Regions from separate parts of the Mus musculus genome. Here regions 1, 2, 3, 4 and 5 are each linked to region 6. The links are chromatin loops, found by intact Hi-C in ENCODE. Cell type or tissue: heart. All regions are shown on one strand. Region 1 overlaps Cpsf4l (cleavage and polyadenylation specific factor 4-like). Region 2 holds the start of 1700092K14Rik (RIKEN cDNA 1700092K14 gene). Region 3 overlaps Sdk2 (sidekick cell adhesion molecule 2). Region 4 holds the start of 1700001J04Rik (RIKEN cDNA 1700001J04 gene). Region 5 has its middle 10 kb from the start of Gm31781. Region 6 holds the start of Sdk2 (sidekick cell adhesion molecule 2).

Evidence for each region. Hi-C counts contacts between places; a loop is a spot of excess contacts. Peaks named below come from ENCODE experiments on the same cell type or tissue, not always from the same donor. Only the 100,000 strongest peaks of a DNase experiment are listed, where the experiment ranks them.
Region 1: it touches region 6 in a loop (2.2-fold over the local background); 2 of 42 quality-filtered maps call a loop at or near these places.
Region 2: it touches region 6 in a loop (2.3-fold over the local background); 7 of 42 quality-filtered maps call a loop at or near these places.
Region 3: a loop joins it to region 6, with 6 times the contacts of the local background. A loop is called at or near these places in 15 of 42 quality-filtered maps.
Region 4: it touches region 6 in a loop (2.6-fold over the local background); 6 of 42 quality-filtered maps call a loop at or near these places.
Region 5: a loop joins it to region 6, with 4 times the contacts of the local background. A loop is called at or near these places in 11 of 42 quality-filtered maps.

The regions. Positions count from the first base shown.
Region 1 is chr11:113,701,342-113,706,341 of GRCm38, forward strand. Cpsf4l (cleavage and polyadenylation specific factor 4-like) reads right to left here. Exons shown (of 8, transcript NM_026682.2): 4 at 1,930-2,025; 5 at 1,072-1,168; 6 at 715-754. Among named protein-coding and RNA genes, the nearest start is that of Cpsf4l, 5.7 kb to the right of the region's middle. In heart, a CTCF peak has its summit at 2,569 (motif pointing right); a DNase peak (open chromatin) is centred at 2,570.
Region 2 is chr11:114,195,698-114,200,697 of GRCm38, forward strand. 1700092K14Rik (RIKEN cDNA 1700092K14 gene) reads left to right here and starts at 2,561. Exons shown (of 3, transcript NR_045930.1): 1 at 2,561-2,626; 2 at 3,029-3,180; 3 at 3,326-3,502. In heart, a CTCF peak has its summit at 2,883; a DNase peak (open chromatin) is centred at 2,804; H3K4me3 peaks cover 752 bases; H3K27ac peaks cover 2,284 bases.
Region 3 is chr11:113,863,698-113,868,697 of GRCm38, forward strand. Sdk2 (sidekick cell adhesion molecule 2) reads right to left here. Exons shown (of 45, transcript NM_172800.3): 11 at 4,208-4,375; 12 at 3,295-3,397. Among named protein-coding and RNA genes, the nearest start is that of Gm51930, 62 kb to the left of the region's middle. In heart, a CTCF peak has its summit at 2,097 (motif pointing right); a DNase peak (open chromatin) is centred at 2,154; H3K27ac peaks cover 354 bases.
Region 4 is chr11:114,182,216-114,187,215 of GRCm38, forward strand. 1700001J04Rik (RIKEN cDNA 1700001J04 gene) reads right to left here and starts at 4,534. Exons shown (of 3, transcript NR_166725.1): 1 at 4,256-4,534; 2 at 3,916-4,159; 3 at 3,223-3,525. In heart, CTCF peaks have their summits at 2,420 (motif pointing left) and 3,381; DNase peaks (open chromatin) are centred at 1,236 and 3,436.
Region 5 is chr11:114,633,779-114,638,778 of GRCm38, forward strand. No RefSeq gene overlaps it. Among named protein-coding and RNA genes, the nearest start is that of Gm31781, 10 kb to the left of the region's middle. In heart, a CTCF peak has its summit at 2,762 (motif pointing left); a DNase peak (open chromatin) is centred at 2,783; H3K4me3 peaks cover 1,202 bases; H3K27ac peaks cover 921 bases; H3K27me3 peaks cover 2,022 bases.
Region 6 is chr11:114,066,304-114,071,303 of GRCm38, forward strand. Sdk2 (sidekick cell adhesion molecule 2) reads right to left here and starts at 726. Exons shown (of 45, transcript NM_172800.3): 1 at 1-726. In heart, CTCF peaks have their summits at 852, 2,295 and 4,768 (motif pointing left); a DNase peak (open chromatin) is centred at 848; H3K4me3 peaks cover 1,453 bases; H3K27ac peaks cover 2,553 bases; H3K27me3 peaks cover 1,545 bases.

The DNA.
Region 1 (5,000 bases), 360 kb before region 6:
GAGGGAAGAGGGAGGGAGGGAGGGAGAGCAAACAAGCATAGAGAGGCTAGGATGCTCGTCTGTAGCTCTGGAACACCTGCCTGGCTAGTGAGGACCCGTGGTTCACTGAGGTGTGGTCCGGAGAGCATGATTAGCCTGCTGAGCCTTGAAGTGAATTCTCACTGATGCGTGGTAACCATGGGGATAAGATGTCTCCCCCTCGGGACCAGGAAAATATATGACTCGTCATAGTTTTCATTCAGAAAGCTGGCTTTGGACTGTGTCCTGATTTGTTTGTCAGTGAACCCCACTGGTGTGGGATGCCAAGATGGCTCGGTTGGTAAGAGCGGTTGCAGGGGAGCCTGACGGCCTGGGTTCTACCTTCAGGACCCAGACGGCAGAGAACCAATTGTTCCAAGGTGTCCTCTGACTTGCAGACATTCACGGTGGCAAGTGTGCATGTACATATATATACACAAAGAAATAAAAATAACAAGGAAGAAAGAAAGCATCCCCGTGTTACCCAGCTAAAGAAAAGAAAGGAAGGCAGGCCTCTCTGGGTGACCCTTCCAGGTGCAGACATCATGGGCTGAGAGAGGCTGAGAGGAGCTACCGCATGCAGGTGCATGGTGTAAGAGTGGGGTCTCCTGAGACTAGTATAGCTCGAGGAAGCACAGACAGGTATGGGAGCCAAAAGAGAGAGGCCCTCATGTGAACAGCAGAGCGCTAACTTACCTTCACATTACTGGGATGGAACGGAGGACTCATCTTAGGGCTGAGGGGAGGAGAGGGAGACATAGGAGGGGGTGGCGCGAGTGTGTGTGTTAGAGTGGGCCATAGCCTGCTAGCCCTGCTCCCACCCCCACCTGCACCCCTTCCTGAGAGTACATGCATGTTAACAGGGAAGGCTGGAGCCCACTCAGCCAACAGGACCCAGACCTCCAGGGTGGGGCAGCAGCGAAAATCCCTAGGGAGACACTTGCTAGATGACCTCCCACCAAGGGCAAAGGGAATCACATCATGTCAGGATCTAGATCCAGAAGGTAGGGGCCAGCACTCCGGTGGATTGGAGACTAGAAGGATCATACTTACTGCCCAAATTGGCACTGAGGTCCCTCGGGGCAGAAGCCGGTGAAGTAGTTGGGACACAGTACTTGATGAACATGGCGGTATTTACACAGGGGACCTACTAGACAAAGAGCAAATGGCCGCGAGGGTCTGCTTCACCCAGAGGGAAGAATACACGAATAGCTATGAGGAAAAGCTCAGGCTGTAGCAGGCTCTCCACTGGAGACGGGGTGGGTAAGGGACATTGCTGATGTCCCTGAAGCCAGAGACAGATGGGGCAGAGACCTTGGCTCAGGTAAGGGCTGGACATGTGGTTCGATGGTAAAGCACAGGTGGACCATGCTCCAGGCCCTGGGTTCCATCCCCACAGTTTGCCTTCCCCCAGCATAAAGCAGGTACTGAATGGCGAGCATGCTCAAGCCACTCCCAACCCAGTGCTAAGACGCTCACCCGGAGGCCCACGGGACACATATGATAAGACCCAGAGACCCATGGGAACACAACCTTCCAAGTTTGCAGGAAGAGAGGGAGACAGGGAAAGGGTGGAATTTAGGTGGCATTCAGCACCTGGGAGCTGTGTCTCTCATGGACTAGACTTTCTACTAGTCTTCTCAGCCAAGGTCCTACATCCACCCGCTGAGAATAGGGTGTGAATCTCACAGCCTTCCCTGAGAAGCCTGTCATGCCGACACCAGGCTGAGTCTCCCAATGTCTCAGATTTCTCCACCGGCATACAAGCCTCGGACAACCTCAGAAAGGCGTTCCACTGGGGTAGTTATATGGCCCAGTTTCATGGGGAATGTTACTCCTTGCTTGCTGAGCATCTCCATCGGGAACACCCGCATCCCTCGGGCATCCTATCCCTGTCTCGCAAGCTCTTACCTTCCTTGCAGAACCCTTGGTTATACCACGGGCAGTCCTGGAGCTTGAGAACTGGCTTCAAGTGCAGGAACAGGCATTCCTTGTTGCTGCAGTTCCCTGAAAAGCCCATCGGTCTTTTGTCTATAACCAGGTTCACACTTCCACAGCCCCGCCCTGATTTACCTTGACCCTGCCATGGAATTGTCTTCCCCCTGTCACCATCTTTGGAAGGCCTCTAACACTGAAAGGGGAAGTTACCTTCTGGTCATCTATCTCAACTAGAAACACGCTACCATTTCAGAGTCCCAGGAAGGGCAGGGGTGTTTTGCAGAAAGTACCGTGGACAGAGTAGAGGTTCTATTTGGGCCCCAGGGAACCTTTCAGAAGGACTGCGTTAGGGGTGAGCTTGGGCTGGGCTGTGTCTATGCGGTGAACCAAGCCTTGGTCAGCTGCATTTCTACAAGGAGGCAGCCTTGGAGGCACGGGCCGCCTGCAACTGCCAAACAAGGATCTTAAGTTAGATCAGAAGAGGACTGTGATCTGTCCTGTCTCCTTTCACAAAAGGGCTTACTGGCACATCCTAGGCCATCTTAGTGTTTCTGGACTCAAAACTACCAGTCTGTCCTGCTGGGCTGCACATTGCTGTTCCAGATCTTGGCCAGCAGGTGGCAGCAACACTCCAGCCTGCACTCCCATCTTTTGCACAGGCCTTTACTCCTTTCAGTCCTGACAGTTACTAAATGTTCTTTCCTGCGCTGCCAGGCCTCAACAATGTATGTGCGTGCACATGTGCATGCCCGTGAGTTTGTTGAGCTTATTTACAGAGCGTGGGTAAGGTGTTGCTTACAGAAGTTAACTGACTCCAAAACAGCGGGATCTCCACCAAGTCTCAGTCCACCACAGATGCCAACTATAGATAGATGCTGCATCATGGGGTCAACCCCTTTCAGTTGGTCTCCTCGTGTACGCTACACATCTCCCAAGACCACTTGCAGTTCAGTAGTATTTTTAGAATAGACACCGAAGCAGAGCATGGTGGTACACTCCTCTAGAGTCTAATTCCAGCCCTTGGGAGGCAGAAGCTGACAAATCTCTTGAGTTTGAGGGCAGCCTGGTCTGCATAGCAAGTGGGGGTACTGGAGGTGTGAGGGATGATACACACACACATACACACATATGATATTTTAAGGACAACTGCCTCCTAGGTTCCAGGATTAAAGGCATGTACCACCTAGCATATAAGTCATATAAGTTTTTTTTGTTTTTTTTTGTTTGTTTTTTTTTTTTTTTGGTTTTTCGAGACAGGGTTTCTCTGTGTAGCCCTGGCTGTCCTGGAACTCGCTCTGTAGACCAGGCTGGCCTCGAACTCAGAAATCCGCCTGCCTCTGCCTCCCGAGTGCTGGGATTAAAGGCGTGCGCCACCACGCCCGGCTGCTTTTTGTAATATTAGAGGTATTCACCCACTGTTGAGAGCAAAACCTTAGATTGCAAATCACGATGGTGAGCTTGCACATCTGCGCATAAATAATTACTTGCATGCAAAAGTGGTCCCATGCAGGACCACATCTGCTCATCAAACCCGGGGACTCAGGGATGAAAGATTAAAGGGATCTTTCTAAGTGAAAATGCTTTAGGCAGTGACTTATGGGGACCAGCCTCCAGATAAACTTCGTCTGTTTATTCTAGAAAGACATTCAGGCACCCTCATGAACTGCCAGAGGCACTGGCTGGCTCCTTGGAGAAGGCAGTCTAGAACGCTGGACTGGGACGAACTTCCCCTGCCCTGAGAAAGACTTTGCCCCTTCAAGGTACCCAGTGTTATGAAATATAACACACAGCCCCATCTGATAAATTAGTTCTCCACAGGTGAAATGAGCCAGTTAGGTTTATATTAAACACAGGTTGATCAAGAAGCTGCTCTCAAGTGGGTAAGTTCACTGGAGCCAAGGAAGGAGGCTAGAGAAATCACCATGGGGAGGAGGGAGGGGGAGGAGGGAGGGACAGAATGAAAGGGGTGGTAAGAGCGAGCCCAGGACCTGGCCCCGACAGAGGCTGGAGGAGACCTGACCACACAAGGTAATTTTAGGGCCCAGACTTCTAAACCTCGTGGCTTTATTTACACAGTGACCTTCTCTTTCCAACAAGTGATGCAGGATTTCCCCTTTGGGAGTTACCATGACATTTTCATCTAAAATAAAAGTTATAAAGAGCAGGCGAGTAGGAAGAAGATGGCGGGGGTCGGGGCCGGGGGGGGGGGGGGTACCGGTGAGCATTCCAAGTGGCAGTACCAAACACATCTCCTTTGGGGAGGCCTGGCCTGGCCTGGGCCCAACAGAGACTGAGAGGTGCTCCGTTCAAGGCTATTCCTGACAGTCATCTGGGGGTTGACTGGCCAGGCCTGGAGTGGGGAACAGGATCCTATTGCTTTCCCTTTGTGGTAACTGTCACTGAGACTAACAGGCCGCAGGCTTGACACGGGCTTGGCTCTGCAGCCTTTATTTATTTTTATTTCTTGTTTCTTGAAGGATTTGTGTGTGTGTGTGTCTGGGTGTTTTGCTTGCATGTTGTGTGTGCATAATGTGTGTGGCAGGCGAGGGGTCCAGAAGAGGGCATCAGATCCGCCCCGGAGTGACTGGCAGTTGTGGGCTGCCTTGTGAGTTCCGGGAACCAAATGCAGGTTCTCTGGAAGAATAACAAGTGCTTTGAACACTGAACCAGCTCTCCAGCTCCTTGTTGGCTTCGTTTTGAAACAGGGTTTGACTGTGGAGCCCTGGATGTCCTGAAACTTACTGTGGCCTCAAACTCAAGAGATCTGCCTGCCTCCTGAGTGCTGGGGCTAAAGGTGTGCACCACCATACTTGAATGCTAATTTTTATTTCCTTTCTTGTTGTTAGACAAGGTCTCCTGTAGTGCAGCCTAACCTTGAACTCCTCTGTAGCTGAGACTGGCCTTGAATCCCGGATTCTCCTGCCTTAGCCTCCCTAGTGCCGAGATTAGAGGGGTGCCCCACCATATCCAGCCTTGGTTGTATTTTCTTAGGGTTCAGAGAAGCCGACAGCTTAGGCTCAGATAAGGCTGGACTTCTGGGGCAC
Region 2 (5,000 bases), 130 kb after region 6:
TTTTGGAGATTTTGTATATATACCAATTTCCCTCAGACAAGGTCCTTGTCTGTGGTTGAATGACATTTTGACAAATTCTGATGGTCCAGGGTGATGTAAGGTGTTGTGGGAACTAGATAGCACAGTAAGAGCTCATGCTTTGCAGGTATGGGGGTCTAAGGACCTGAGTTTGAACCCCCAACACCCACAGACAAAGCTGGATGTGGGAGCTAGAGGGCTCAGTGGTTAAGAGAATTGGCTGCTTTTCCAGAGGACACCGGTTCAAATCCCAGCATGGTAGCTCACAACCGTAAACTCCAGTTTGAAGGGATCCGATGCCCTCTTCTGGCCCCTGTGGACTCCGGGACAAGCATGTGAACACTCAAACACATAAAATAATATAATACATTTTTAAAAATATATTTTTAAGTTCTATTTGCACCTGTAATCCCACCATTGTTTAGGGTACATACAGGTAGATCCTGAGGGCTAAGTGGCCAAGCAGTCCAGCTAAAAGGCTAAGTTTCCAGTTCTGCAAGAGACCCTGTTCCTGGCAAAGAGCTATAAAGGAAGGCTCTGACATTTATACACACACAGGGTCACATGCGCAAGTACATGTATGTACTGACACAACACAACACACATATACAAGAAGAGTCTGGGGAGGCTTCCTGGAGGAGGTGACTTATTTTTGAAGAATGAGTAAGACTCGTGTGAATGGAGGCTTCAGGGCCAGTGAGGAATAGCATGGAATCTAGACAGTAAGGCCACTAGGTATGGCCTTGACTCCTGGCCTAGCACTCTTGTGGTACTTGGACAACCTTAAGGTTCTCTCCCAAGTATGGAAGGCCAAATTCAGGGTTCTGGATCCCACAGGAAGAGGAGCTCAAGCAGTCATACCTGTTCAGCTGCACTGTCCCTTCATGACCCCAGAGCAGGGACGGGTGGCTACTTTGGCAGGAGGCAGCAGCCCTCGTTTTGAAGGCACTATGCTAACTGGGTCAGAACCCAGGCATGGGAAGATCAGTGAACTCTCTTCAGAACTCAGTCAGGCACCAGAATAGAGGCGCCCAAGAGAAATCTAATAGGATCCACGCATGTGGTTTTAAATCTCTGATAACCAGCTCATAAAAGCAAAAGGAAGCAGGTGAAACCATCGGTAATAGCATCCCTTAGTTGGCTCAACACACGAAAAACATTATCAACTCAACGCATAATGAATCCCAAGGAATTATTCATAAGCTCTCCTGCATTCCCTTTCCTATACAAAATCACCAAAACCCGGTGTGTATCTCGCTGACCCAGTTCCTGGGGCTCCGTGGCCACCGCATGGGACACAGAAGCCAAGGCTCACCTCTGCCACCGAGTTCAAAGACACAGTCTCCTGTGAACTCTTCCAGCGCACACATCTGGAAATCAGGCAAGGGTTCTGGGCAGGTCCATGGGTGTCTTAGGATGCCGTTGTTGTTTGTCCTGGTAGTAAGATGTTTGATCTCTCTGCCTCCACCTCTCTCTCTCTCTCTCTCTCTCTCTCTCTCTCGTGTGTGTGTGTGTGTGTGTGTGTGTGTGTGTGGTGTGTGTGTGTGAGAGAGAGAGGTGGGGGAGAGGTAAGAGAAGAGAGAAGAAGGGAGAGGACAGAGGGACACCTTGGCCTTTAATGGCCAAGCTAGCTCCTGGTTTTGAGACAGCTTCTGTTTGGCCCAGGGCTTGCTGGTTAGCCTAGGCTGGGTGGCCAATGGGCCTCCAGAAGGGTTCTACTTAACTCCATCTCCCCAGTGTTGGGATTAAGAGAACATGACACTGAGCTGGGTTCTTTGTAGTTTTGTAGGTTCTGGGCATTGAACTAAAGTTCTCCTGCTTACATGGCAAGCCTTCACTGCCTGAGCCATCTCTCCAGCCTGCCTCAGTTTCTTCCTATAGAAAATAAGAACAATCCCGGACTTCCTTGAGATTGTCTGAGGAGGAAGGTCACTTCCTTCTGTCCAGAGGGTGAGGGCAGGTGGGGCTTGAGCACCTCAGAGCTGCTCCCACCAGTTCCCACCGTGCCCCCCTCCCCTGGTTCTTCCAGCGTCTGCTCACACCTGCAGTTCCAGCATTCTCGAGGTGGAAGGGTCAGAAGTTCCAGGTTATCCTTGGCTACATAGCAAGAAATGTGTCAAGGAGACTGAGATGGCTCCCTGGCTCCAGACATGAACACCACAGAGAAGACCGCAGTCACAGAGCAGAAAACATACAAAACTAGGCGCTTGTGGAAATGTGGTTCATATGACGGGCCTGTCCAGTGTATCGACACTTCAAGCTCTGTGAGCCCACGGAAGACTTAGGCAGTCCTGGGATAGCTTTCTTTACTGTCTTCAGTTTAAAGATGAGAAAACAGAGGCACAGAGAGGTGAGGTATTTTGTCTGATGTCACACAGCTGGAGAAGCTTGTGTAGAGCATCATCAAGATGCCAACCTTTCTCTGCCACCCTTGAAACTTAAAAGTCTGTTGTTACCTGGAAACAATATCCAAGGAGATGGCAAAGTTGGGAGGCGGCTCAGTAACTGACAATGGGGAGACAAGATGCTGTCTGGCACCATCACAGTTAGTTGGTCCAGATGGTGGAAAGCCTGTATCCAATACCTGGAGTGGTGGGAACAGGAAGAGGTGAGGACAGACAGGTGAAATTTCTCAGTAATGGTTCTGTGAAGGGGGAAGAAGGGGTGTCTCGCTCCACCCAAAGGGAGGGCTCAGGGAAGGGAAGCCTATGACTTCATCACTGGGCCCACGCCAATGACATCACCAGAAGGGCAAGGAGCCAGGCTCAGCAAGTTATTTATGGAAACGGCTGGCGGCCAGGCACAGCTCCTGAGCTGTTTCAGATGTGGTTGGATAAAGCTTCCAGCTGGCCCAGTGGGGCCTCCAAGGCCTGCAGGCAGGCGGAGGAGGAAGGCTGGAGGAATCCAGCAGCTGGGGGCAGGGCTCCAGCAGAGATCATCAGAGTTCCAGGCTTCTTCCTTCTTGGGATCTGCTCATCTCTACCCATGCTCATCAAGGGCTTCCCTGCAGATCGGGCTGGCTGAACTCAGAGAGGACAGCATGTGTGTCTGCCTTCGTGTGCACCGAGGGCATGTCTGTGCACAAGACTGTAGTATGGGCTTGCCGGTCCATAGGGACACACACTCTGCTCCCTTCCACACTGGTACCTTGAGTGGTCCTGAGTGAGTATACAGATCTGTGCCTCCTTGCACGTGTATGTGCATGCGTGCATGGGGGTTGGGAGGCAGAGTGCCCAGGGAGAGCGGGGAGGAGAAGAGCCGCCCGGGAGCGAGATCACAGCAGGAAGCTGGGGAAATATCATTTCAGCCCAAGATCCAGAGGCACTTACAGAAGCTTCAGCAAAACCAGACAAAACTTCCTTTCAATCCATTTATCAAAACTGCCCGCAGCTCCGCTTCGGAGCAGGTACAACAAGAATAAAATATTGAGCACAACCAGCAACCGCGAGACTGGAGGAGGCCAATAAATAAGAAGTTACTGAGGAGCTCGCCCTGACCCTGACGGTTTGCTTTGCCGGTCCCTCCACCTATCTCGTCCTGTGATCTTATGGGTGATGGCAGGAGGGAGGATGGCAGGGGCCCCACTGGGGTGTTTTTGATGAGCTGGGGATATGAGAGTAACTCAGCCCTATGAAGACAAGCTTCAGTGAGGCAGCTGCAGGAGCTCTTCTCACATTTCTTGGGCTGGCTAACTGCCTTCCTTCTCATAATCCCCTGAGGATGGGCTGGAGAGCTGGCTCAGTGGGTAAAGATGCTTGCAGACAAGACTTACTCCCTGAGTTCGATCCCCTGGAGCCACATAGGAGAACTGACTCCTGCCTGTTGTCCTCTGACCTCCACATGCAGATGCTGGTATGCACACTGACACACACAAATATGTGTAGTAAAGCTTTTCAAAATTCTCCAAAAGGAAACTGAATCCATGCAATCTTGAGTGGCCTGGTTGTTCAAGAGAGCATTGAAGTGAGAATAGGGTCAGGAAGCAACCAAGGGGCTTGAACTCAGTCCCCAAGCTAAGACCCTCCATTCCCATGCCCTGTTATGTGCACCTTTTAGATGGTAAGTGGAGGGATGGACATGCATCCGGGTGAGAGTCCCTCTCCCAGACCACCTGTCCTCCATTCTAGATAGAGAAGCCAACCATCTTATAAATGTTCCTGCATGGGGCCTGTGTAACAGAATGTCTTGATTTCTTCTTCCTTCATGTCCACAGAATGATGGGATCTGCTTTCTTTCCATCTATGCCCCCCGTTTACCCAGGTGCTCAGGGACCCATTCATACCACCACCCTGTTGCCTGCCTTCCCACCACCACTGTCCCCCAAGGCTCCATCGATAACAGTCTGAGTGGTTGGAGGATGCACCTCAATGCTACGATCTCTAAGGACAGGAGAAAATGCCTGGAAGGTGCCTCGAGGCAGTGGCACTGGGACACTGTTCTCTGATACACACACACACACACACACACACACACACACCATTGTGATGATCAGGGTCAGCAGAAAGGTACAAACCTATGGATGTCTAGGTCTCAGTGGAAAACCCCAATAATAAAGGTTGATGGGGAGGGGAGTGAAGGGGGGGGCAGAGAATGGCCACCAGCTGCTACAAGGATGGAAGGGGACCCTTGCTCTGCAGGGGCAGTGAAGGTCATGAACTTGAATTCCTCTGTTGTCTGAAATACAGCCTCACCTCTTCTAGAATCTTCCTAGAAAATAAATGCTGTGTCCATAGATTGCTTTGCAAAGGGCCTGTCTCCAGCATCCCTGCAGGCTTTGTGTTCCTTTGTATGCCTGCTCCCTCTGGACTGCTGGAATTCGCTGGATCTTTTTGAAGAGGGATGAGCCAAGAGTCTCTGAGCTCCTTTGGATCCAACTATCTAACTGCCCCACCCCTTCTTCTGTCTCCCCCTACTTCGGCATCTCTGGCAAAATCATCCACTTATGCACACTTGCTTTCATGCAAGGAATGTACACACACACA
Region 3 (5,000 bases), 200 kb before region 6:
ACACACACACACACACACACACACACACACACACACACACACACACACACACACACACAAACAAACTACTTCAGAACAGCAACAAGAACTATACCACAACTAATAGAATGTCCAACATCACTCAGTGCCTGCCAGGGCAATATCCCCTCTTCCAAGATGTGTACCATGCCTCTGAAAGACACTTGGGTGTTTGCTTCCCTCCCCACCCCCCTTTTCTTGACAGGGTCTCAGTATGTAGCTCTGGATGGCCTGGAACTTGCTATGTAGTTCAGGCTGGCTCCAGACTCACAGAGATCTGTTTGCGTCTGCCTCCTGAGTGCTGGGATTAAAGGTGTGTGCTATCATTCCTGGCTTGAGTGGTTTCTTTCAAAAGTAAACAAAAATATATACGTAGCCAGACTTGGTGGCTCATGTCTGTAATGTTATCACTTGGGAAGCTGGGGCAGGAGAGTGGCTACAAGTTTCAACCCACCTTGGGCTACATAATAAGAGCCTATCTAAAAAAGCCAGGCGTGCGCGCGTGAGAGCACGCACACACATACACACACACCCCTCTACCCATATCACATTCTTGGCATTATTTTCAGGAACCCTTTTGGCTCCAGATAACATCAGCCAATCTTTAGCAAATCAGAGATGTGTACAGAATTTGATTACCAGGATACTTGTAATGAGATTTCTCATATTAGCAAAAATTTAGAAATAATAATGAAAAGAATGCAGTCACTGTGAACTGGTAAACTGTTTCCCTCAGACAGTGGACTCTAAGCAATCCAGTAATTGAGTTGATGCAAACATATTTATTGACATGGCACAGGGGGCACAGTAGGTCCGCAAGGGAAAAGGATTAGAGACTAGAGTGTGTCTGGCTTCTTTAATGGAACTCAAATATCATTACTGATGGTGTCAAATTAAGGGGAATGGTTAACTGTACATGGGTTTTTCTGCTAGTCTTTTTTTTCTTGATCTGAATTTTCCTCTTGCAATGTAATAAATTCATTACATGGTAAAAGTATAAAAAGTATTTATTAATATTAATAATGTCTCAAAGTGGATTGTTCGTGTCCTGTCTAGATTTGGATCCAGATACCAAATAGATTCTTTGAGAATGGCGGGCAGCCTGCAGCTGTCTGGGCCTCACCCCTGGGGCCTGGCTTTGTCTTGACAGCACATTGCTTGGGATTTGAGCGTCCAATACTTAAATGTGAGCCGTTGGCTTCTCCCTTTCTAGTCTGCTCAGGGGACCCCGTTGTACTTTGTAGTTAGAATATCCTGTTTCTGGGAGAATATCAGAACCACTGGGCGGCTTTAAAAATACTGAGCATTGTGTCCCCTACCCCTATGTAATCTTGAGGCTGCAGATGGCAGCAGGGGCTGCCACTGCCCAAGGAGTGCAGGCTGGGAGCAGAGACAAAGGGCTGGCCTTGGGCAAATCTGTGAGCTCCAGGTTCAGTGAGAGACTCTTGGTGATTGATAGAGAAGAGATACTTGATGTCTGCCTCTTGCCTGTGCGTGTGCACACACACACACACACACACACACACACACACACACGCACACACACACATGTACACACACATGCACACACCTGTACACACATATGCACATACACACATGCATGCACATATGCACATACATGTATACATATGTACATGCAGGCACACAAATGCACGCATACACACAAGCAATGGAAACAGCTGCTGACATAACATAGTGGCTATTTGGGAGTTTTTCAACTAGCAGAACATAGTTGAGAACTAGAGAAAGGACACTAGTATGTCATCGAGACTGTGACTCAGGGGATGGCTTCTCTCTGAGGGCACTTTCACAATTGCTCTATTAATTTTTTTTTTTTTCTTTTAGAGAAAAATCTGATAAAGCCAGGATCCTGAAGTCAGTCTGCCAACATTCTGACTACCTCTGTGTGATTTCAGGGCTCATGTTTGTCCCTGCTGGCATGTTACAACGCCCCAAAGGTCAATGTTGAACACTTCATGAAGCGTTTCTCAGCCTGGGCAGGCCTGGAGTCCTGCAATCCTGGTTCCTCAGAACTCTATTATACTGATTGGCAGACTGTCCTCTGTCTAGTGACCACCAGGTGGCGCCCCAGGACACCACTGTGAGGCTTAGGGAGGCCATGTCTGCTGGAGGCAGGAGTGCCCGCCCCTCGTGGCCTCTTGGCCTCTGTGGCAATTGTGGGACAGTGTTACTACTCATTAGCTAGACAGCAACATGCTGGAATCTTCTGAAGGAGCAGTTATGCTGACTCCCAGCCTCTGGAGCTCTCCGGAGAGCACAAAGGGACACAACACACCCCTCCGTCTTGCGGCTCCCAGATCTTCTTATGGTTTGGGAGTACCCTGGGCGTCCTTGTTTGAGGTTGGGTCTGTGGAGCTTTGGTCCACAGACGCCCAGGCGAGACACTTGCTTTAGACCCACACTGAGCTCTTGGTCCTGGCTTTCCCACAGGGGCAGGAGGTAACTTCTGTTTAAGCTTTTCCTTTACATGCCCTCTGACGGGGTCATCCCCTGTCCTGTCTTAGCCCCGTGATCACCTCTGTGTCTTCTTGCCCAGACAGCTCCACTATGAATATTAAAATAAGACCTGAAGACCTTACAATAGGAGCTTAAACTAATTCATTCACACGAGGTTAGTTAGGGGGTTTAAAAAGTGGGGAGCACGCGGCAGGGGTCTTCTACCTCTTTATCCTAAACACCCTTTTCCCTTCCCTCTTCGTCTCCCTCCTCTCTTGCTGCCCCTTTTCTTCCTGTCTAGTATATGTGCACAATATGTGTATGGTGAAGTGCATATCTGCGTGCTAAGCGTGTGAGGCCAGAGGAGGATGCCAGGCGTCCTGTCTGTAATTTCTTTCCGTACTCGTAGACAGTGTCTCTCATTGAACCTCAGAAGTCTGGGGCAAGCTCCATCCCTCCTGTCTCTGCCTCTCCACACAGCTAGGGTTAGAGGTATTTATGCAGCTGTGCCCTGCTTTGGAATATGGGGATTTGAACTCGGGTCCTCGTGGTTAACACATAGGTGTTCTTAGCTCTGAGTCATCCCCCCACCCCTGAGTCCTCCTCCTTGCTCTATTTCTCTGTCTACCATCTCCTGCCTCAGGACTCTGCATCAACACGGTTCACACAGCATGGTCCTTAGGCACCAAGCCTCTTCTCCATCTCGCCCTGTATCCAGCTCTGGACATAGCCCCCCAGGTGAGGCCTTACAGACGGCATCAACTCCCCGATGCTGCCATCCTGTCTTATAAGCGTCCCTTCCCACTTTGCATGGAGTACCTGACAGTCACTCTGGGATCGTGGGTCACTCCACACACCATGGAGGCCTGGGTGCCCTTGATGACACTCTGGTCCTGGGGTGGCTTAGTGATGCGTGTCCGGGCTGTAAGACAGGGATATGTTTAGTGAACAGGGAGGTTGGGCTGACACCATAGTTGGCGGGGGAGGGACACGCTGGAGCTGCACATCTGGATGCTGGGAGATGTTGAGCGATGACCTCATATGTTGACAGGTTTATGTCACAAAAAAGTCCCAGGAGAGTGGAAAGGACAAACTGTCCCAGGGACACTGTGATTCTCTGAAGCCACAAACACGGTGTGGACTCGGTGCCATAGAAAGAATGAAAATTGCAAACTGAGAGTGACCAGAGCCACCAGGCCAGCTTCCTGGTGACAGGCAACTACTCACTCGAGGCCCTAGGGCTCAGCCTGGAGAGGTATGTCCATAAACCTGCATGTCTGGGGTGCACACCTCAAGTGGAAAAGGCTTGAGAGATCTGCTGGCTTCTCTCCAGGCTGATAATGGTGGGTGGCATACTGAACAGACAAGCTCACCTCAATGGGCCTCACCACCATGCCACTAATGTCTTGGCTGCTTTCTCAGCAGCACAAGGGTAGGAGAGGGACCCTGATGGACACTGTCTAGCCCGCAGAGCCAAAAATATTTACTCTCTGGCCCTGTGTTGATTCTGCCCTAAAATACATAAGACAGCTTTTTTATAGTTCTCTGGACTCAGCTGAGCATGGCATGACCTCTCCATCCAGTGGCCTTGCTGGCAGGGCCACCTCCTCCTGGTTCCTGGCTTCTGAGTTAATTTGTCATCATCCCTGTGACAGGAAGAGCCTTGGTTGTGTCAGCAACACAGTATGGGAGTACAGATGCTGGCGACCCACCCCTACGGATGGTCACTCACCCCACACCACCAGGTCTGCTGACGCCTCGTCTACTCCCCGAGAGTTGGTGGCCAAACAAGTGTAGGTGCCGGCGTCCGAGATGTGGGTTGGGCTAATGAGCAGGCTGCCAGATTCCAGCAGTGTGAATCGAGGCAGCTGGACAGAGCCACTGGCCAAGATGCGCTCCCCTGAGGTGACATAGGGTTTTATGGGTTATCAGATGAAACCTTGATGCTGGCCCTAAATGCTCCAGCATTGGAAGGTCTCAGCCGCCCACCCATCTCTGGACATGTTAAATGAGTTAAGTGTTAAGTGACAGGCTGAGCTGGGACTTGGTGACAGGCTGGGGCTCACAGGCTCACAGGGCAGCAGTACCCTTTCTATCATCCTTTCTGCCATGCCTCCACCCACCGCCATGTCTGTCCTTCACCCGATGAGGCCACAATCTGTCTGCTGTGGCTGCTTGCAGCCAGCTAGCCATGGCCTGGGGGCAGATGCACTTGGGCTGGGGAGAGGAGGCAGGACACAAGCTGACAAGGTGATGAGGGGTACCTCAGCACAGGACAGGATGCTTCTGGAGAGAGTCACCTTCAGGGAAGCTGAGGAGGTGATGGATGGATATAGGGTGTGGCGGGGCAGTGCAGGGGAGGCGTGACACAGAGAGAGATATACACAGGTAGATCGGTAGACAGACAGGCAGATGGATAAAGATTCTACCAGGTTGGGACAGATAGACCTCTTACAGTGGGACATAGGGGGTCTTGGGTCTGGCCTGGGAGACACAGAGACAGAGACAGAGACAGAGAGAGCAGA
Region 4 (5,000 bases), 120 kb after region 6:
AGTGCTCATGACAATCCTGACTAGAATTCAAATATCCCTTCAGTTGTCACTTTGCATTTAAGAGAAGAGACCTGAGCAAGGTCAGGAGTGTCACACAGGCCAGTGGTCATTCGGCACTATGAGGAAGCTGGGATTTGTGTGAGGCTGGTCTGATTTATGCAGAGCTTCACTGATTGGCACAATGCTATAGAGACCTCGAGAGTCCTACATCCCCTTGAGAGGGTGTCCTGCCCTTGCTCAGGACTCCCAACCCTAGCAGGGCACTGCTGGACTCCCAGCATAGGCTAGAGTCCCTACTCATAGTCACGTTTTAGAATCAGCCCCCCACCCCTACTCCTCTGGCTGGCCCCACACTTCAGAGCTGAGGTCTGATGCTCCAGCTGATGGGTGAATGGGCACAGGCTCTTTGTAAGCTTTTAATGCAAAGGGCCTGTTGAACAGAGTGGCCCAGAGGAGAGGAACATCCCTGCCTACGCCTGTAGGCTTTTGGGTCAGTACTGGTCAGAAGGAATAGACCTGTACATGGAAAAAGAGGTTGGGTTCCAGGGCGAGGGAGGAATAGCTCCCCTTTTGGTAGCAGTGAATATACCTTCATAATGGGATCTGCAGTAAACAACAGTGACCCATTTCCATACCATCTGGACTCTAAACAGGTGATCCAGTTTCCCTGAGTCCCTTCTGTAAAGAGGCGGTAGCCTCCTAATCATCCCTGCATCACCTGCATCACCTGTATCACCTGCATCATCTTCTGCTTTCCCATCTCCTCGGAGCCTCCCTCAGCCCTTTCTGGCTACCTGGTGTAGAAAACAAGAGTCTTTTTTTCTACCCTGGCAAGTCCGTCTCTTCTGGTGCTTTTGGGGTTGCAGCATGCTGTTCAGAGTCGAGCACAATGAGATGGGTGGGCCAAGCAAGGACGGAGGTTCAGATGTGTGAGCAACTCGGGTTGATCCAGCTATACTGAGAGGCTCTGAGGAACATGTGTACACATTTTCAGGCCACTGAGTAGGAGGCCAGGGTTTACTCAAGACCCTGTACCCCTAAAACAACATCGCTGTAGATCCCCCACCTTCGGAGCACACTGAGGCTATGTTTTGGTGCTTTCTGAGAAGAACAATCCCTGCCGTGGTCCAGCCATAGCTCCATCCCTGGGGAAACTGGACAAATTCCTAGAAAGGTTTATCAGCCAATTAAGAGTGCGGCCAGTCCACTGCTGTGGCTCTAGCAGCAGAGGCTCGCCTCTTGCCAGGCAGCTTGGGCTGCTGGGAAGGTACAGTGCGTCCTAATTACACACTCCGTCGTGACAGGCGGTGTCAAAGATTAAAGGAATCAAACCCAGGGGCTCTCCAGGACACCCCCCACCTCAAGAACCAGAGTGCGATTATGGTACCAAGGTAGAAGTTAGGAAGATAATTTTCCCTGGGTCCAAGCTGCATGTCAGCATCTTGTCTCAGCTACCTTGTCTGGGCTCCTCGGGTTCATTTGCTTTTTTGTTGGCACAGCTGAGCAGAAGAAAACAAATTAAACCCTTCTCCTGGTGTTGGCTTCCCCAGCTCCCACCCAGTGTTCCTCTAGATCCGGGGCCCTCCCTCTTCTCTCCTCTTTTCCTCCCTCCTCCTCTTCCTTCTTTCCTTCTTTCTCTTTCTCTCCATCCTCCTCTCCCCCCCTCCTCTTCCTTCTCCTTTCTTTGTCCCTCTTCCTCCTCTCCCTCCTCTCCTTCCTCCTCTCCCTCTTCCTCTTCCACTCCATTTCTTCTCCTCTCTTACATAGAGCTACTCCCCTTTCCCCTCCCTCCCTCCACACCCCTTCCCTTCCTAGCTGTTCCATTCTATCCTTGCTTATTCCTGCTTCTCTAGTCTCCCTCTTCTCCTCTCCCTTCTCAATTATTTATCAGGGTGCACAGAGAAGGATGCTACCCTGGGCTGCCATTTCTCTTTCTAACAGCGGCACTGACAATCACAGCCTGGACGGAGCTCCCTTCTTGCAGCCCTGGGCAGGTGCTTACATTGTATTGGCTACTGATCCCCATGATGTTATAATTGAATGGGAAAGCCAAGGGTCAAGGGCTCCGTGATGTCTGGGGTCATGTGGTGCACAAGATTGGAACCCACAGGATAAGCTCAGATAGTCGTCTGCAGAGTTACTCTTATCTAGCCTACTCCTGGAGGAGAGCAGATTCTGAGAGCATCTCCACTAACAGATCTCTGGGCATCAGTGAAGTAGGACCAGGATGCCAGGCCCACTGCTGATACTGATGGGCCCTAACTGAATTTGCTACCATGGCTGTAGACCATCTTCTCTGACTTGCTTCTACAATGAAAGCCATGCACTTTGGGTGCCCTGGGGTAAAACGGTGGCTGGGAAGGAGACCAAACCTATGTATCCGAGGAGAGACTTGTACACTGCCCCCTAGAGGTCATGTGACTTACCTGGAGTCATCTGGCTGAATGGAGCCAGAGCCCAGCTCTCTTGTCTTCAAGCTTGTGGGCCCTTGGTCACTTCTCTGAACCTTCAGAGTCTCCAGAACCTTTGGCAAAACCCAAACCTTGGGAGCCCGGTGCAGTTCCACGGTACCATGGTAACATAGGCAAGACTGGGGTTCCACCCCAAAACAGCGAAAATAGCCCAAACCCCTGAGAGAGGTGTCCAGTGGTGACAGAGTCCATTTATGAGGAGAGAGACTCAGAGTGGGTCGGAGGAAGTGGCCGCCAGCCCAGACAGTGACTTCTGCTTCTGAGGGTGTGAAGACACACTTTGGAATGGCTGAAGTGACCTCTGCACCTCACTTCTCGGGGATGCTATCCACGTGGGAGGGGCGCAGTAGGGAGGAGGAGCCTCAGAACCCACCCCTTTCTGACCTGCTCCCTCCCATTTCCATTCTGCACATTTACAATAGAGCATCGGGGAGGGATTCAGGGCTGGAAGTGGCCATTAGAGGAAAGCGAGCAGCTGCCCCTGTTAATGTGGAGTGTCTCTATTACCCTAATAACTAACCACTTAATAACTGGCTTCCCCGCTAATTCTAATTGAAACACAGAACGATATTTCCTGGTGGAGAGTGGCAAGCTCCAGGCTCAGCAGACATCTCCAGGGGCCCCCAGGCTTCACATGGAGAAAGCTAGGGGCTCCTTGGGTATTCTGTTGGGAGGGACGGAGGCAACAGATAGCAGCTTTTGTACGGCTGCCAGGAACCGCAGTTGATGATAAAAGCTATTAAAGGTCAGCTGGGAATAGAAAACTATTTATGTTAAATGTCACAGATTAAGCTGCAGAATGGGTCTCAGGTGGAGGGCAAAGGGCGAGGTGAGAAGCAGTGGTCACCCAGCTGCCTCTTTAGGGGCTTGAAGAAGGTCAGGTGTTGGTGGCAGGGAGAGTGGAGGCCGGGTGGGGCAGCACTTGATTTGTGGCTCCCTCTAGCTTCAGGAAGCAGGTGGATATCAACGGCCAACGGTGACTGGCCAGGCTGTCTGTCTGTTAGGGTTGCTAGGCGACCGAAGTTAGCCAGAGCCCAGCTCTCTCGCATCATTGCTGAAGGGTAACAGGGTGTTTCCAAGAAGGCAAATGAGATAGGACCCCAGGACATCGTGATGAACCTTGGGCAGATGGTTGTGGGGAGGGAAGGAGGATGAAGGGAGGGGGGAAGGGGAGGGGGGAAGGGGAGGGGGAGGGGCTCAGGCTCTTCTAGAGCTGTTTAGGAATGTAGATGAGGGGGGAAATGGGCCAAACTGTGTTGATCTGTTCAGTCAGAAGCGGAAGGTTGTAAGGGACTGTCCGTCCACCTGTTACCTTTATTACCTCCCCATTTTTGAAGCTGGGCATTGAAGGACTCTATTGTCTGGGTTTGGAGGAGCTTTGTAGGCCTGGGTCCGGTTCTCAAGGGTAGCACCAAGAGATGTAGGGACCTTTGTAACATCCCACCTCGCATGAGTGCTCGTCTCTTTAGCCCGGTATGAGCATCCTGCACAGGGGCCCCCGCTGTGCCTCTTGACTGAGTCCGTCCTCAAACTGGCAGGTCTAAGATGCCCCCTGAACTTCGATTCCAAAGTCCAAAGCATGTGTACGGTAGGGTGAGGTGGAAACCTTGCTTCTCTGTTCTTCAGCTGCCTGCCCCACTTCCAGGATGCCCAGCCATCGCTGTGTGTACAGGAAATGCAAGCCCATTCTAAAATCCAGACATGAGACAGAAGGTAAATCTAGTCAGGGAGGGAATCGGCTAAAAAAAGAGGATAAAGAAATGCTACCCCATGGTGTTCTGCACCTGTAAGTCAAGTCACAGGAAGGTGACCTGCAGTCAAAGGTACCCTGTAACCCCTAAGTTAGTGGGGGCCATCTGAAGGGACCTGAAGGAGGAATCCTGTGAACGTCTTCCACCAACAACCTCAGGATGGGGAATGGACCCTCCCCTGCTCACTCTCTTCCCACATGGGATCTGCCAGCAGAATGGTTTGGCCCAGAAGGGTGACAGGATATAGTCAGATTAATAGATATCCCAGGGGCCCTAAGAGTGTAAGTGCTGTGACAAGATGGTAGAGTGAGTAAGTCAGTAGGAGGTGGAGGAAGGACTCTTAGAGGCAGCCGGGGTGGGGCTGGGTGGGGCGGGGCTGGGTGGGGCGGGGCTGTCATCCCTTATGTATTCACAACTGATCTGCATCAGCTCAGTATCCAGCCCTGGAGCTATTGTTCAATTAGACCATGAACTCTACCCTTGATTTGGAGCTTCATTGGGGACAGGAAGGAAAATGTGTCCCCAAACAGTTATGCTATGCTAAGGGTGGCCTCGGATCAGTGAGAAGCAGGACCTGGTATTTGGGCATGACTCTTTTGGGAGTTAAAGGGAGGAACAGTTTGATGGGCAAAGAACTGGGCCAGCAGGAGAGGGCAGGAGGCTGTAAAGTGTGTCTCCACCAGATGCACAGGACCTCCACTCTTGCATTTAAGGAGTTCATTCTGAACAAAGATGGGAGAGGGGAGGGGGCAATAGAGAGAGAGGTAGGGGAAGTGGG
Region 5 (5,000 bases), 570 kb after region 6:
CCACAGAAACCTCAGTGCCATGGCTGTCACTCAAAGGTAAATGGAATGGCTGCTAGGAGACATGAAGTCTCTCTTACAGAGTGTCCCAGTGTCTTCGTTAGGGTTAGGATTGCGGTGATAAAACACCATGACCAAAGCAAAACTTGGAGAGAAAAGAGATTATTTGGCTTCCTGGCTTGCTCCCTGGGGCTTGCTCAGCTGCTTTCTTATAGAACCCAGGACCACCAGCCTAGGGGATGGCACCACCCACAGTGGGCTGGGACCTCCCACATCGATCACTTATTGAGAAAATGTCCTGCAGGCTTTTCTGTAGCCTGATCTTAAGGAGGCATTTTCTCAATTGAGGCTCCCTCCTTCCAATGACTTTAGCCTCTGTCAAGTTGACATAAAACTGCCCAACACTTCTAATTACCTTTAACTGTAAACACGGCCTAGAGTCACCTGAGAAGGGAGTCTCAACTGATGGATTTCCAGGATTATGTCTGTGGGGATTTGTCTTGATTATTAACTAATGCTGAAGTTAGTTAAAATTAATCAATTAGAATGGTGGGCAGCACCATTCTCTATGTAGGTGGTCCTGGGCTGTGTAAGAGAGCCAGCGAGTGCCGGGAATAATTGAAAAAAGCATTTAATCTCAGCACTGGGGAAGCAGAGGCAGGTGGATCTCTATGAGTTTGAGGCAAGCTGATCTATATAGTGAGTTCCAGGCCAGCCAAGGGCTACATAATGAAACCCTGTCTCATAGGTAGGTAGATAGATGGATGGGTGGATGGGTGGGTGGGTGGATGGATGCATGGATGCATGGAGAGATAGATAGATAGATAGATAGATAGATAGATAGATAGATAGATAGATGAAAGAAAGAAAGAAAGAAAGAAAGAAAGAAAGAAAGAAAGAAAGAAAGAAAGAAAGAAGTACTAAAGTAGAGAAAGACAGTTAAGCAGGAGCTTGGAAGTCAGCAAGCCAGCAAGCAGCTTTCCTCTGTGAGTCCTGCCTTCAGGATCCTGTCCTGAGTTCCCACCTTGGCTTCCCTCAGTGATGGATTGTGACCTGGAATTGGGAGCCAAATAAACCCTTTACTCCTAACGTGGCTTTTGGTCGTGTTCTGTTACAGCGATGAGTTAAAGTTAGAACATAGGTGAAGTCATGCATTTGTTCTTGCTTTCATTAGACAAGGTCCAAATGTGTGTGGGTGGATGCTGGGTCACCCTGGGGAGGTTAGAATGATGCCAGTCCCATCTCCCCTTCACCACAGGCTCCCTGTGGTAGGTCCGTTCAAGGTGAATAACTCGTCAGCATTAACCTAGCAAAGATGTGGGCTGGGGCTGGGGCAAAGGTGACGCTGGTGGCTTAATTAACGTGACCTCACTATTAGGTTTCAAGGAACAGTCAGGCTGAAGCATCCAAGGGTCCTGGGACTGGGGTGTCGAGAGTTGCCCAGAGCAGAAAGCAGTTCCATACCCATCCTTGGAGAGGACTTAGACTCTCTCCCAGGGAAATCACTTGAGAGTCTCCAGAGGGAAGAGCTATCCTCGTCACCGGCAGCAAGCACTCCAATGTCCTTGTGTTGACCTTCAGCACAGCTGCCCTTGCTCCCCATCAGGTCCCATCTCCCCCCTAGACATTTGCCCAGACTAGGCCTCTCTCCCTGCCTGAGAACTTCCCATTGGAACTACCGGCCCTCAGAAACCTCGTTAGGACACTAGTTAGAGTGATCAGCTAATTCACAGCGAAGTGTTAGCAAAGGAAAATGGTTTACCCATCCTCAGGGTATTTTATTTTAATGGAGTCTTTGGTTGACAAATATTTACTGAACAGTCTATTACATGCAAGAAACTATGTAAAATTCCTAGGGGGAGCCAGGGCCTGACCTAAATAAATCACAGTCTCTAATGACGGAACTTGAGACTCTGTGGGGAAGCAACCAGGGGAGGCAGCAGATAACCTCTCTTATCTCTGTGTAAAGCCTGAAGCTTGTGATCTCCGGCCACCGTACTGCAATAGGGGCCCGTAGCCGTCACCACCCTGAGTGGAGACATTTCTAGGACTGCCCTTGGGGGCTCAAGAGCCAATCCCTGCCTTACATTTGAAGATTCCTAACTCTTGCACTGAAGAGCCGGGAGGAAAGTAAGTGTTGGGGTGTGGGGTGGGGATTGGGCTCTGTTCCTCATCCTCTGATGAGTATACTGGGGGCCTCCATCATTCTTCTTACTCCAATGTCCCTCTTCTGCCTCCATCTCTACAACCTCCATTTGGTACATTTTCTGGGAGCCTCTGGAACACACAAAGCTCTACCAGGAGTGAAGCTTGGGGCACACGGAAGTGTTCCAGGGTGTCGATGTGGCCCATGCTGTGATGCTATGTGAGGTGGGTTCTCCCCAGCTTTTGGCTGTCTTTCTCCTCTCCCCTCCCTCCACATCTGACATTGTCTTTCCTTTCTCTCAGCCAGGAAGCAAAAAGGCTCCTAAAGCCTGATTGCCCAGCTCCACCCTCTCCTTGCTGACAATGTCACGTACACACACACACACACACACACACACACACACACAGTTGTCTGCAGTTGGACTGGATGGAGGTAATGTGGTTCTGAACTCCAGGGATCCTCAGACGACTCACTACATAAAATATACGGAAACTCTTAAATAGACAGTGGCATCCACACTCACCCCGCAGGCACTTACCACCAGTTAGAACTTCCCTTGCAAGAGGCCATCCCCAGCTCCGTCTGTTAAGAAACACTGACATCTAGTGGCTGAATGTGGGACCTGCAGCAACGACTTGCCTTCCAAGAATAGGGTCCGTGGCTGCAAGAGCTGACCCCTCCCATGCCTCAGGACTTTCTAAACAGCAAAGAAACCCCAGCCCCAGCCCCCACCTCATGCTTCTCTTTGATGTTTTCATCCCTCCCCCTTCTGAAAAGCCCCCAGGCTCCCCAAGTACTATGAGAGTCACGAACCCCTGTTAAAATGGTCACGTATGCCTGGTTCTTGCTAAATGTATCCCAGAAGCTTACCGTTGAAAAGAGAGATGTCATAAATGAAACAGGCCGTGGATAATCCACAAAGTGAGTCATTAGGTGCTGAGTTTAAGCCCATGTGCCAGAAGCCACGCAGCGCTTCCAGCTCAGCACCACCGAGGGGGCGGGGGGGGGGGGGGAAGCAGACAGTAAAGTGAGCAAGGCTGTTTTCCCCACCAGCTGCCAATCATCCATCTGACAGCCTTGCAGGCATGTGGACCACAGCTGCTTACTCAGCGCTCCAGGTGCCAGGCAAAGCACTGGGCAATCAACAGTGTACAGTGCGTGTGCGTGTGTGTGTGTGTGCGTGTGCGTGTGTGTGTGCGTGTGCGTGTGCGTGTGCGTGTGCGTGTGTGTGTGCGTGCGCGCGCGCACGCGCGTGTACGTGTGTGTGCGTGCTCGTGTGTATGTGTGTACGTGTGTGCCTGTGTATCTGTGTGCTGGGGAAGGCTGCACAAAAGGAAGGATGTGCACAGCGTGAGTCACTGGCAGACATAAGCAAGTGAACCATAAAATAATCTAAATTCATTTATTCAACAAATGCTTCCAAGCACCTGCTGTGTAAGCGTGAGGAGCTGCCTCCCTCGCTGCATTGGGCTTCCTTCCACCCTCCCGCCCAGCATCTCCGGAGCAAAGTCCACCTCTTGAGCCTCCTTGCCTCCAACTGACCTACATTACCTCAATATTGTCTTTTCTCTACACAGCCCTACAACCCTGGGACCCAGCACACAGGAGGGGCCTGGTGTGTGCTTATTGGAGACATTAATCTAGTACAGTACCTACCCAGAGTGGAAACTCTTCGAAGAATGTTCCCCATGGCTGGACACCCCAGCCCTCCTCATACACGCCCACTGATGGGCGCTCATCATTCCCTAGATGGTTAGCCAGACCTGGCCTCTGAGGCAAGAAACACAAGCACACGTTGGATTTCCCTTCATGGCTCTTCAGGTTCCCCGCCCCCTCCCATCCTTCTGCTCCTATCTGCCCACTGCAATGACCACAGATGACCTCTTCCTACACCCCAACTACCAGCTTGCTTTCTTGTTAATTTTGGTTTTGGTTTCGTTCGGTTTCAAGTCAAGGTCTCTCACCATATAGCCTTGGCTGTCCTGGAACTCACTATGTAAACTAGGCTGGCCTTGAACTCACAGAGATCTCCCTGCCTCTGTGCTGGAATTAAAGGCATGCACCACTACATCCAGCCCCAGTTTCTTTCTTGAGGCAGTAGGGGAGGTGGCCACAGACCCTACAGCGAGACCCTACAGCAAGATCCCTCAAGGCTCTCTGCTCACTGGAGTGATGTCGCCCCACCTCCCAGTCCCCTTTTGCTTCAACTCTCCTGGGAAATATCCAAAGCCCTAGGGTGAGTCTGCCTGGCCAGCTCAGACCCCATTCCCCTCAGAGCCACTCCTACAGCCTGGGACGACACATGTGATTGTTCAGAGAGGTTACACGTCTTACCCTGTGGCCAGGGGGACAGGAGAAAACCCACTACAATTACCAGCCCACCTGCCTCATGTGGACTGGGGGAGGGATAGTTTCCCAACGGAGAGAGGGTATGTGACCAGGAAGAGAGGAAAGATGTAGAAGGGAGCAGGTGACTGTGTCCCCCAAAATGCATGTTCACTCAGATCCTCAGATGAACTCCCATTTGAGAGGAGAGTTTGTGGGTGTTCTGTGGATATGGGGCAAGAGGAGCTCGTCTCGAGTCAGTGTGGCACTAGATCCAGCCACAGTCCTTATATCAGGGCAGCGGGAGGGAAGGTGGCCATGTTTTCCTGGAGGCAGAGAACTGAGCAACAAGCCAGGGCCACCAAAAGCTCAGAGAATCAAGGAAGGGTCCCCACCCCACCCACACCCCCCTCACTATCCCCCCACCCCCACCCCCCAGCCCCATCAGGAAGCTCAGACCTGCTGACAGCTGAATCTCAGACCTCAGGCCTCTAGGAGAGAGACAAAATCCACTTCTGATATTGCAGGCCAA
Region 6 (5,000 bases):
GGGACTTGATGTAAGCGGAGCACAGTAGCAGGCGCGGGCGCCGGGTGTCTTTTAGAAGGGGCGCAGGGCTCGGGGGGCGCGGTTAGCATAACGGTCCGAATCTCCCCGGAGCCGAAGTTTTCTTCTCTTCTAACTTTGCAGAAGGCATCTAAGCGGGGCCGAGCCACCCTTCTCAGCTCCACGGTCCTCGTGCCCAATTCAGTGATTTCGGGGGTACCTCCCCTGGGGCTTCGGTGCGGGGCTCGCCCTAGGCTCTGAGCACCTCCGGCTAGCAAACTTTGCGGGTCCCACGGCCCGGCGCGCAGCCCCGTGCGCCCATGTCTGCGCCAGCTGCGGGCAGGGATGGATGCCCGGTTCGGGTACCCGGCTGGGCGGCCCAGGTTCCAGCCAGCGCCTGGGCACCGCGCCTCTTGCGGGCGATCCTGAGGAGGAGACCGGCGGGTCCTGCTCTCCGCCGCACCCGGGATGGAGCTCGGCGCGAGCCGCACCGGGAAAGCCCTGCCGGCAGCTTTGGGATCCGGGGTTTCGGCGCCGCCTCGGCCCCCCGGCGTTTTCGCCCGGCGCGGGGACCCGAGTCTCCACGGCTGCTCCCGCGCCTCGGCCGCGCCTGCTGCTCGCCCACCTCGGCAGCAGCTGCCTCGCAGAGCCTGGAGCTCTGGGCTGCCCGGGCTCAGCGTCCTCAGAGCTGCTCTGCTGCCGAGCCTGAGAGTCTGCCTGCGCCGAGCTGGAGCTGCGGGGGCAGCGGGAGCCGGAGACGAGCGCGGCGGAGGCGGAGACGCGGAGAGGGGGGCCGAGCGCTACCCCGTGGCCGCGACTGGAGCGCAGCCTGCGCGCAGGGAGGGGGCGGCGGCGGCCCCGAGCCAGGCCCGGGAGCGAGCCCCGCAGAAACCCAATCCGTGTGCGCGGCCGCGGACGCCTGGCGTCTCCGGGACCCACCGGAGGGCAGTAGCGCGGGCTGCAAGCGAGCCGCTCTCTCTGGCCCGGTCTTCTAGCTTCAGCCCACCCTCACTCCTCCCTAGAAGGCCTTATCCCAGTCTCCCATAGGATGAAGCCCCCAGTACCCCTCTGGATTCGACCAGGCAGAACAGTTTGGGAAGGGTGTGTGTGTGTGTTGGGGGGGGGGGGGGTGTCAACCGGTTGATTCCAGTTTTTCCTTCCCAGGTCAGACTCTTTAAAAGTCTGGAAACGCTCAGGGCGGAGAGCAAGATAAAGGGGAAGCCTGGGACTTGCAGAAGGCTGAGAAAGTGAAGTTGGTGCCAAACTCGTGCGTTCTTTGTTTCTTCTTCTTCTTCTGAGCTCCCCCTTTAAAGGCACATTAGCAGCAGAGACACAAAGGAGAGAGCCAGAGGGGTCCTCCCTCGTGGCCCAGGGAAGGGAGCAGAATGTACCTTCTAGTGTGGGAAGGCCAGGAGCTGGAAGACCCCTTTAACAGTTGTACTTACAGGCAACAGACGCCTCTACCTCCGTGGGCTCTTTTCTCTATTAAAAATATTAAAAGTAATATTTTGCGGCTGTGTTGGCGTAAAAACAAATATATTACTACATATTAAAACATTTTCTTTCATTTAAAAGTTCATTTAATTTTTCCCCTGATTTTAAAAGAAATTAAAACAGTTCCGTGGGTTTCCTAAAAGACGGTGTAGTCCCTGGCACTGAGCCTGCTGGGAAAAAAAATCAGTCTTGCAAGGTTGGTATTTCGGCTGGAAAAGGAAGGGTTGAGGCCCGTCACCTTTGCCAGCTTTTCTCTTCATGCCTCCAGGGCCCAGGTCTTCGGAGACACACCCCTGTGGTCTTCCAGTTCTGGTCATTGCCCTTCAGGCATCTCACTGACTTCGAGAGCTCTGCCTCATCTTCTCCAGTCCCCAAGCCTCTTCTCATCGCTATGGACGCAGGCACTGAACACCTCTCATCGCTCTACTGTTCTCTCCTCACCTGCCTTGGAAGAACAGCTTTGAGCATTTAGTGGAAATAGACGAAAAACCTAGCCTGCCTGTCTTCAGCTTTACATTCGTCCACTTCAAACCCTGCTTTTGTCTTTCTCCCTGGCAGTCTGAACCTAGTCCGGGCCTAGGGCTTGTTATCCGACTGAGTTTTTGACTGAGGAGTGGCTTTGGGGATAAGCAGCCTAGATCTCTCCCCCTTAGGTGGCCACGCCCCTCCCATCTCTGAGAAACCCAGATTCTGCCTCTCTACCCCCAAGCCCCAGACTCTGAACTACACGCTTGAGAGCTCAGGCCCTGCCCATCCCATCAGAAACAGCTGTTCTTTAGGGTGTTGTTACAGGGCTTGCTCACAGAGGGGGCCTGAGAGTCAGTTTTGCAGCAATTGCTTCTTAGCCAGCAATCGGAGCAGAGACACTGTCTGTGCCCTTGGGCTGGAGTTCGTGTGGGTACCAACGTCTGAAACCTTGGTGGATTTCTCCATTTGGGTCCAGTGCCCAGACTTGTAACTGCAAGAGTCTGAGCTAGCTGCTGCTCAGGTTCCAAATAGCATTTGTGCTCATCCTAAGAGCAGACCTTCTGAACAGGCAAGTGTGTCCTTACAAATCTAGACGCTTTATCCCCGGGATAGGATGAAGAAAGGGAGGGTGCTCTCCTGTCTTTGTGGGCTGTCTTCCATGCTCATGTGGTTAAGGGGAGTCCTTATCCCCGAAGCTCTCATCCAGCCTGCCTCCATCCATCTGGAAAAGAGAGAGCATGGCGGGTAGGGCGGGGAATCAGCCTATGCAACCACAGAAAGGTAGTTTTCTTTTTATCCCTCTGAGAGGAACTTGTTTCTGGAAAAGCCACTTGCAGACACCATTCCCCTGTTTTTGGTGCCCCTAGAATAGTTAGAAGGTCACAGGAGGGCTAGGAAGCGAGCTCAGTGGATAAATCATTGGAGCTCCTGAGTCTTATACGCTCCCTGAGAACCCGCCTCACAGAAAGCCAGACTGGTGGTGCTCATGTGAAATCCCTGTGCTAGGGAGGCAAAGACAGGTGGATTCCTGGTGGTGTCTGACCTGCCAGTCTAACCAACTTGGTCAATGAGAGAGCTTTTCTTAAAAAGCAAGGTGGACAGCACCTGCGGGTAGACAGCTGAGGTTGCCCTGTGGCCGTCACTCAAATGTAAACACACGTGAACCTTCACATTAGAAACACACACACACACACACACACACACATACATACACACACACACACACACACACAGAGAGAGATATGCAGAAGGTGAAGCTACTGTGGGTACCCCACCAGGAGGGTCTGTGTGCCTTTTTCAGGCTCTGCACCCCACTCTGCTCCCAATGCCACCCCCACCCTTTCGCTTGGACTTACAGATACAGGATACAGCTCTCCTGCAATGCTCTGGGGACAGGCTGGGTCTCCTCCTTTATTTAGATCCCATCTCCCTCCACCATTAGGATTAGTCCTTAGGCAAGACTTTTCTCCCTGTGTTTGCCTCTGAACCTAGACCGATGCAGACAGCAGCAGCAGAATTCACTTCAAAAGAGAAGGAAGTCCTGGCTGCTCCAGAACACCCCCCCCCCCAGCAGGTAAGTGGGTAAAATGGTACCTCTCCTAAGAAAACGCCCACGGCACACAAGGACCACCTCTCCATGGTTAGCGAATGGGTGTTATTTGCCGGGGAAACTTTATCACAGAGGGGACGCATCACTACTGTGTCCAGGAGGAAGACAATGGCTGGAGTAGGTAATGGGGGGCCTGTTTGCTATCACAGAAGATTACCCCCTTCTCTACTCCCAGCCTTGGACACGGAGCCCAGCCTCTGTTCCCTTCCATATAAACAGAGCTCAGGATAGGTCAGGCAGAGTCAGCTTTTTGATGTGGTTACTGTGTTAAAAAAATTTTTTTTTCTGTTTCAGTTTCTAGCATAACAGGAGCTAGAACAGAGTGTTCAATTACAGGATCAGACTGTGTGTTCCATGAGCACTGGGTGGCATCAGGGACCAGTGGGGACACCCTGGAGGCACAGACGGACGCTTCCACTCCCAGCACACATAGTCGCCCAAGTCCTTCACTGTCTGTGGGGGCTGCTGCTCAAGCTGCAAGGCTCCACCCCCAGCTGTGAAGCCCACGCCCACGGCTGTTTAGCTGACATTGAGAAGGCAGAAACAGTGAGCCAAAGAACCAGACATCACACCATTCAGAAGAGAAATGAGGGAGCAGAGAGGAGCCAAGGCCGAGGCGATCCGCAACCTATGGATTTTCAGAACAAAATTCAAGACCCTGTATATTCTTCCCAGCACCACGGTTTCAGCGACTCCTTCTTGGATTAGAGTTCCCTGTCCACTAGAACTCAGGGTGCTGTAGATAGGGATAGGTAGACTCTCCCCCCCCAACCCGCCCTCCCCCATGCCACGAGAGTAGGGACCTTCAGAAAGCATCATTATCTTACCCAAAGGAACTGAGAAAACAAGTTGCCTTGAAATACAGGTATATTAGTGAAGTTTCTCATCACGGTGACAAAACACCTGCCAGAAGCAACTTAGGGAAGGGGAGACTTATTTTAGCTCATAGAGTCAGCGAGAACAATCCATCACGGCAGAGATGAGCCTGGCTGAGAGGATTTCCTGGGTGGCCATGGGAACTTGGGTCGTGGGTCTTGTTCACATCTTAGGTAGATCAGGAAGGAGAGAGGGAGGGAGGGAGGGGAGGAGCTAGCGCTCCTGGGATATCACCTTCAAGCCCACCCCTAACCTCATCACCACCCCTACCTAACCCCAGCCACACACAAAAGTTCCAAAGGTTTTACAACCTCTCAGAGCAGCGCCACCAGCTGGGGATGGAGAGCATTGCATGGCAGGGGTGGCCATTTCCCACCTTAACCGGAAGAGGTTATTCTTAGTAGTAGTCTTCCATGTCGGTCTTTTGGACAATAGAAAAAAGGAAAGTCGAGTAGATGTGGCCTTTTAATCCCCTATAAAAAGAGGAAGGCTCTGGATCTTGGTCAGCTTGGCAGCCATGATGAACTCAACAGACAGGGTTACTCTAGCAGCAGAG